2 separate regions of the Homo sapiens genome follow, and region 1 is linked to region 2. Evidence: read pairs that join two places in POLR2A ChIA-PET (ENCODE). Cell type or tissue: CD4-positive, alpha-beta T cell. All regions are shown on one strand.

What was found. ChIA-PET counts read pairs that join two places held together with the same protein. Peaks named below come from ENCODE experiments on the same cell type or tissue, not always from the same donor. Only the 100,000 strongest peaks of a DNase experiment are listed, where the experiment ranks them.
Region 1: POLR2A ChIA-PET joins it to region 2 with 5 read pairs; 4 of 35 experiments call an interaction of 5 or more read pairs at or near these places.

The regions. Positions count from the first base shown.
Region 1 is chr12:92,358,527-92,362,526 of GRCh38, forward strand. All of the region lies in intron 1 of LINC02391 (long intergenic non-protein coding RNA 2391), which reads right to left. All of the region lies in intron 1 of LOC105369902 (a long non-coding RNA gene), which reads left to right. Among named protein-coding and RNA genes, the nearest start is that of LINC02391, 3.3 kb to the right of the region's middle. In CD4-positive, alpha-beta T cell, no CTCF peak of the experiment used is centred here; a DNase peak (open chromatin) is centred at 2,175; H3K27ac peaks cover 1,826 bases.
Region 2 is chr12:92,295,722-92,299,721 of GRCh38, forward strand. All of the region lies in intron 2 of LINC02391 (long intergenic non-protein coding RNA 2391), which reads right to left. Among named protein-coding and RNA genes, the nearest start is that of LINC02391, 66 kb to the right of the region's middle. RefSeq lists enhancers at 2,261-2,350, 2,381-2,430. In CD4-positive, alpha-beta T cell, no CTCF peak of the experiment used is centred here; a DNase peak (open chromatin) is centred at 2,400; H3K27ac peaks cover 1,573 bases.

The DNA of each region.
Region 1 (4,000 bases), 63 kb after region 2:
TATGCGCCACCACACCTGGCTCATTTTTGTGTTTTTGGTAGAGACAGGGTTTTGCCATGTTTCCCAGGCTGGTCGTGATTTCTGGACCTCAAGAGATCTGCCCACCTCAGTCTCTCAAAGTGCTGGGATTACAGATGTGAGTCACTGCGCCTAGCCTGCTTTATGTCATTTTAAAATATAACACTTGGAAATGCCTGCCCTATTTTATATGTATAGGCATGCTTTTCTTATATCCCTCTTCTACTGGACCCCATCACATTATAATACAATCTCCTTGAGACTTGACAGAGTCTTTCTAGGCTGACCATGTAATTTTTGAGAATGAAGAGGTCAGTGGCTCTAAGCAGACAGGGCACTAGGGCAACTGGCATAAATCAGGATTGTTCTGGGCAAAAGAAGATGTATGTCCCTCCCCACTTCCATTTAACATCTCCACAGTGTCCTGCACACTTTAGACACCATTTGAATATTGGCTTATGTGAACTTAAGTCACTTCCTATTGAAAAAGTATTTCAAGCTTCACTAAAGTCGCAATTCCATTGCTTTGTCCACAACAACTGGTTGTCCCTGTTGACCCATTGCAAGAAAAATTGCAGATCAAGTCCAGAACTAAAGATACTTCTTACTTCTAGCCTTAGAAAGAAGACTCTGAGGCTACTAATAAATGCCATACTGTTTCCCTGATTCCTTAGATTCGAATAGTTCCTATTGACATCTGAAACATGAGAAGATCCTTTAGAGAACCTCAGACTTAGAATTCTGGTTTATACACATGACACATTAAGAGAAAACTAACCTACAGTGGCATTATGGCATCAACAATCAGATAGCAAATGTAGTCTGACAAAGATTTATCCCGGCACGTACTGAATTTTAGAAATACGTTCCTTTTTTCAGGATTTTGGAAATCCTAGAAAAGACCAGGATTTGGAGTCAGAACACCTATGTTTGAATCCTAACCTCCATTACTCCTTCTCTTCAAATAAAATCTCATCTGAAAATCAGGGATAATCATAGTACCTCTATCTGTAGAGCCTTTGGGAGAATTAAATGAGATAATGTATGTGAAAGTGTTCCAAACACCAAAGCTCTGTATGAATGCATATTCTCCTTTTCATTCACTATTTAAATCAACTCTTAATTCTATCTCTCTCAAGCAGCCTGAGGCTGGGTCACCAGAACACAAATGTACAGTTACAAGGCTAAAAAAAAAACCAAAAAGCAAAACAACTCATTGTTACATGATCCTTGACAACAGTTGGACAGACTTTTTCTTAAATCAAATGAAGTGTTTTGGCAGCCTGTAAGTGTAGCCTAAAGTATAGCAAGAAAAGAGAATTATTTTCCTTAGGGAGAGTAATTTTAACAGAAGTTCAACTTACACATTTTTAATATCTGTACTTCGAATGTACTGCTAAATGCAAAATGAATATAATTAGTTATGAGATATCTTGCCCTCGGCTACAGTACCCATTAAGCTTCAGCATAATATATAATTCACAACCTATTCATACTCTGTGGTACATTTCAGGACTTCCTATACTGTAGTCTCTTAAAGCAAATAGTGTATATAGTTTCAGAACCTAACAGTTGTTCCTTCATAAGGGTTAGGAGTGGATGCAGCATATCTGTGGTCTTCAAATAATTTAGCCAGTCATAAAAATTTATTATGTACAGGCACTATACCTTTTCATGTATAGGTCACTAGCATGTAAATGAAACTGGCACAACAAGGTAAATGTGTATAAAATACATCACAGAAGAGATAGATTTCTCTGATGAGCTATTTCAGTGATGCAGTAGATAGCAAATGATGATTTTGGAGTATTTTAGAGCCCCAATGTAGAATTTTCAATTTCCCCAGTTTATCCTCCAGAAATTATCACTGTGATATACCTGTGATTGCTGAAAGGCTATCGTACATCTGTAAATGGGCATGCCATTCCTGGTACCTTCTAACTTTGTGATCACTGTCCCCATGCATAAAATATGGAGTCCTGCAGAGCAGCTAGAGAAAGGGTAAGTAGCTCAGAGTCTGTATCAATGGGGAGCTGTTTAAAAATTGATGTTATCAAGTAGGTTCACACATTAAACACCCAGAAAATGTTGGGCCTCCTCCTATGTGGTTTTCCTGAATTCTTGATGCAACCTAGAAGAACTAACGTTAAAAAGTAAAGAGCACAGTACAGACAGTAAGAGTTCTGTTTGTGAAGACTAATACAGGAAGTGATGCTATGTCTGATTCTAGAATATGGTTAGAGTTTCACAGACAAGAAACAAGATCTGTAACTTGATAATTATGTAAATACAGACCTATGTGCAATCAGTCTAGAAGCTCCCTGAAGGCAGGGATGGGTTACCCATATTTTGTCTAACACTTCTTTACATTCTTCTAAGGTGCGTCTTGGACACAATAATCATTGTGAACATACTTGATAACATCAAGTATTAAATTGGGGAAATCAAAAAATACTCCAAAATCATCATTTGCTATCTACTGCATTACTGAAATATCTCATCAGAACTCTCTTTTCTGTGATTTATTTTATACACATTTACCTTGTTGTGCCAGTTTCATTTACATGCTAGTGGCCTATACATAAAAAGGTGTAGTAAGTGTTTTTTATCTAGTTGAAAAGGCTTTAAAAAAGACTTTTGTAACTTGTAACTTTTTCACTGGTTAAGTAGCATCTTAGGAAACAGGGAGAAAGCATTTCAGTTCATTATTCTTCTTCATTTACTGAGTAAAAACCATATGCCAAGTACCATACCCCTGGAGAGGGTATAAGGAGTCTGAGTGTATTACAGCTCTTACCCCCAAGAAACCACAGCAGTGTGGCTAAGTGGAAACTCAAACAAAACAGCATATCAGTTGACAAAAATTTACACATATACATTAGATTCATCGTTGCTGGATATTATAAACCATTCCTGCCATAGTTGTGAAGGACCTATTTGATCTATAGGTCTAAAATGAACCTGTTTGATATCAGAAGCATATGGCAGTAATTGACTTTCAACAATTGACTTTCCAAATTATCTATACCTAAATAATCCCAGAAAAATTATTCAATTTCAGTTATTTCAATTCAGTAGTTTGTTAGGTAGCTGAATTCTTTTTCAGTTTATGGTTGTGGTTTGTGGGTCCAGCCTACAAGAGCTTAACTAAATCTCTAAAACTCCAACATGATTATATGAGTGTATATATACACACATAAATATATGAATATATGTAATTTATATGCATATGCACACACATATATCTGAAACTTGAAATATACCATTTTTGTTCTCTCACTGTCGAATTATGAAGCACAGATCTAATGGTCAGGCTTTTCACCCAGACTACTATAGCCAGCTGTCTTTAGGAGAGTGTGGCTGAGTCCTTGTTATGCAGACAAGAAAAGGAATATTTGAAAGTGCAATGGCCCTGCAAGTGCTCAGATATTCATTGCACACCATGATGATTACATCTGAGAATCTGTTCCTCCTTTATTCTATTTTTTCTTAAGAAATGGTCTTCTCTTTAGGAATGAATATGTGGAAGCAAAATGACTAGTTTATAACAGGCAGTACTCAAAAATGTTGTGAGTACAATGCAGAAACCTAACAGTGAAATTGCAAACTGAGAAAAGGAATCAAACAAGGGCAGAAAACAAGCGTTAAGGCTCGAGAATAAATTACGCATAGGACAAATTGGTACTCATTTTGAGAAGGAGAGGAGAGGTGAATTTAAACAGTCAAGTAATAAAAAGTCATTGTTCGGTAGAGGCTGTCTAGTGTAATGTTTAACAGCATGGACTGTATCCCAAGAATTGAGTCTGAAACCTGAATCTCCCACATACGAGTTCTGTGACATTGAGCCAGATCTTAAAGTCTCTAAATTTCTCTTTTGTTTTGTTTTGTTTTGCATGTAGGGAGAGGAGTATATACTTCCTAAGGTTGTGAAAAGGATGGTTCATAATAAAAGTATGTAGCGTTATTGAGTACATACTATGTG
Region 2 (4,000 bases):
GGCCCATTGGACTCTTTCTCTTGGAATTTCAAACAGTAAATACTGAGAGGATGAGGCAATAGAGTGGGAGTTAAAGCAGAAGAATGCTGTGAGACAGAATCATGGCCCTGAGGAATGATGGGAAAGTGAAGTTCTAAGGGAGTAAAAATTTTGAGTTGGAAGAAAGTATGAGGGAGATACAGAAGACAGAGGAAGCCAGTGAATGAGGAGAAAGGTGAGAAGCAGGTGCAGAAACAGTGCCGATGAAATGCCAGTGGTGGAACTCCCAAGTGAAGGTGCTGGCAACCTGGCTCCTCTGTGATTCCAGCTCTTCCTGGGGCTGGGTTTCCACACAAATACCCTGTGTGGATGTCTATCATTGTCATGATCACTTTCTAATTATCTATTCACATGTGGTTCTCCCCAGCTGAATACTGAACTCACAGTAGAAGCTCAATACATAGATGTCCCTACAACCAATGAATATTTTGCATATTTATCCTGACAACAAACCTATTATTTTTACAATTAACAACACTAATCGAGAAACTCCTAAATTTTCCCTGCCCCCTATCCTGTTTGTCTCCTACCAAATACCCCATTGCCATCTGAATGATCTACCTAAAATGCAAATTTAATCACCTAACTCCCCTGTACCTCCGCTCTGTACTCACAGGGCACCTAAATAGGTGCATTCTCTCCACCTTGGTGTCTTGTGCCTGCTCTCTTCTCTGCCTGGAATTCTTTCTCTCCCTTGACTGCTTTACCTGTGGTATTGTCTACCTATTAAACTGTATATCATTCTACAAGATCTGATCTAGATCTTCATCTTGGAAGCCTTCTATGGCCTCCCAAGGAGAACTGAGCTCTTCTACCTTTGCGCCTTTACTGTGACAGGGGCTATTTAAGCAACTGTTTGTTTATATTACTTATACTTTTATCAGTATTTCTCAAAATATGATCCAAAGAACAATTACTTCAGAAATACCTGCCTATAAAAATGCAAAGTCTTCATCCTCATTTTATTTTTACTATTTATTTATTTATTTATTTATTTATTTTTGAGACGGAGTTTGGCTGTTGTCATCCAGGCTGGAGTGCAATGGTGCGATCTTGGCTCACTGCAACCTCCGCCTCCCGTGTTCCTTGTCCTCATTTTAAATAGGCATCCCTGGGACCTCTGGGGTTACTAAAGTTTGGAAACCACCCCATTGAACTTTAAACTCCTCAAGGGCAGGCATCATCTATTACTCTTCCTTGTATTACCTCTATCTGGCACGTGGTAGGTAATGAACTGAAAAACAGTTCATTGCTTTTGAGCCACGGGTTAGCCTTCTGTAACTCCTGCTATGTGTAACCTTTTCAAACAAACAAACAAAAAAATTGAGACAGGGTCTCATTCTGTTACCCAGGCTGGAGTGCAGTGGCATAATCACAGCTAAAGTGATCTCCCCACAGCCTCCCGAGTAGCTGGGACTACAGGTACATATCACCATGCCCAGCTAATTTTTGTATTTTTTGTAGAGATAGGGTTTTGCCATGTTGCCCAGGCTGGTCTCGAACTCCTTGGCTCAAGAGATCCACCTGCCTGGGCTGGGATTACAGGCATGAGCCACTGCTTCTGGCCTTAGGTGTAACCTTTTACGAATGCAGGAGCTCAGAATCCAGCCTTTTTCACCACCCTATCTACCCTACCCCAGATCCTAACCCAGGGCCCTGGCACATGATGGACACTTAATAAACACTTTTTCACTGAGAAAAAGATGAAAGAAAAGATGGTCTACAGAAGCTGAGTGCTGTGCAGCAGGGCAGAAATGCAGCCAAAGCATCAATAAGATTAGCACAAGGACTGTTCAGTTACTCAGGAGGAGATGCTAAGTAAGAGCAGGAGCTGGCAATGCTCTGCTGTTCCTTTGTAGAAATCCTTGATGTGGGCTGTGAAATGTCAAATCCAGATTTGATTAAGCGCAACTCCAAATCCCTAAGGCAAGTGTGTATCCACGGTCTTAATGTAATTATTGGAGCCACCTCCGTCTGCTACATACTTTCAAAAGGGCTGAACTAGCACCCCATCCATTGATACCGACTGCTACAAAATGAGGCCTGCAATTAATTCATCACGTCCCAGGCAGATAATGCCTAAGAAGCTTCATCTGGCTCCTTCCTGAAAATTGAAGCATTAAATTGAACAAACAAACAAAAAATCCCTCTCATCTGCTGAAAATTCAGGAGGAAGGGCGGGTCCTAACAGCCACAGTGAAAATCAAAGTTTTGCTTCTTTTGTTGTCTGTTTTGGAACTTTCCACTTCCTCCTTCAAATGATAACCTATCAACTTTCAGTTCAACTATATTTTAAATTTTTTAAGGCAGAAGCCAATAAACAACACGAACTGTTACAAGGGCAACGGACTTCTAGTAGAATGAGTCAGTAGATACAAGTGGGGAACTTGGCTTCCTTTGCTTATACTCACTTGAGGTTTGGGCAAAAACATCAGGCCAAAACCTCGTCTGGATTCAGAGTAGGCACATTCAGGTCTATCAGATTAAACCCAAATGCCACAGCTTCACTGGAGCAGCCCAGATATTTCCCCACTGCATTCTCAGAGGGAAGAGGGATGAGGGCATCTGCTCCCAAGCTCAACCACAACCCAGAGCTCCACTTTGTTATGTGAAATTCAGAACACATTTGTTCCCGCTCTCTTTCTTTTTCTTTCAAAATTTTCTCCTGCCCTTTACTTAGGGTCTGGACGGAATCAAAATCCTGAGAGCCAAAGACACCAGGGGAAAGGCTGCTTTATTGTGAAATCCAATCTCAGTGAAAGCAAGATGGATCAGCAATCTTTTGACCTCACCCAGTGGCAAAGTCTAAACTGATCCACATGGTTTAGAGAACTCGGAAAAGATCTGATGAGTTGTCACACCGCTAACACTTGAGTTTTGTTTGTCATCCTATATAGAAATGATTCCAGAGTTTTTTCAAATTTCTGGAGCTTCTTAAAGCAAGACCAACAAGTGTCTGGGTGACCTTAGAACCAATCTATGTTTCTGGGACTCTTGAGATCAGCCCGGGCCAGATATTTAGAGGCTATAATGTCATACCACTAACACTTGAGTTTTGTTTGTCATCCTATATAGAAATGATTCCAGAGTTTTTTCAAATTTCTGTAGTTTCTTAAAGCAAGACCAACGAGTTTCTGGGTGACCTTGGAACCAATCCATGTTTCTGGGATTCTTGAGGTCAGCCCAGGCCAGATATTTAGAGGCTATAATGGACACTATTGGATCAATCTGCACTAGACTCACCACAGGAGATAGATCATTTCCAAACCAACGTCTAGCTTGGGGGAGGCGGGAAGTAAGTGGATTTTCACTATCTTTTGGTTCCCATTTCAAGAGCTAATCCCAGACATGGCAGTGACATTAAGGCTTGAATTCTTGCAAAAGCTGCCACTAGAAGGACTGGCTTAAATATCATAGCAGTTTTTATGCACAAATTATATTAGACGTAGATCGTACCTTTCAGGAACTTCCTTGCCTAAAAGCACCCATTGCCTCATTCTCTCTAGACCTACATATGAAATCTAAACTCACATAAATCCCTTCCAGCTTGCCCTCATCTCCCCTTTAATCTTCTCCCTATCCTTGCCATGCATTCTACCCTCTGGCCCGAGGACTGACAATTTTTTTTCTGCAAAGAGAGAGCCAAATAGTAAATATTTTGGGCCTCTAGCTCATGTAGTCTCTGTCATACCTACTCAACTCTGCTGTTGTAGACAAAAGCAGTCATAGACAATATATGCACAAATGAGCATGGCTATGTTTCAATAAAACTTTATTTACAAAAACAGTGGCTGGGCATAGTGGCTCATGCCTGTAATCTTAGCACTTTGGGAGGCCATAGTGGGTAGATCACTTGAGCCCAGGAGTTGGTGACTAACCTGGGCAACATGCAGAAACTCTGTCTCTACTAAAAATATTAAAGGTAGTGGCAAAAACCGCAACTGCTTTTGCACCAACCTAA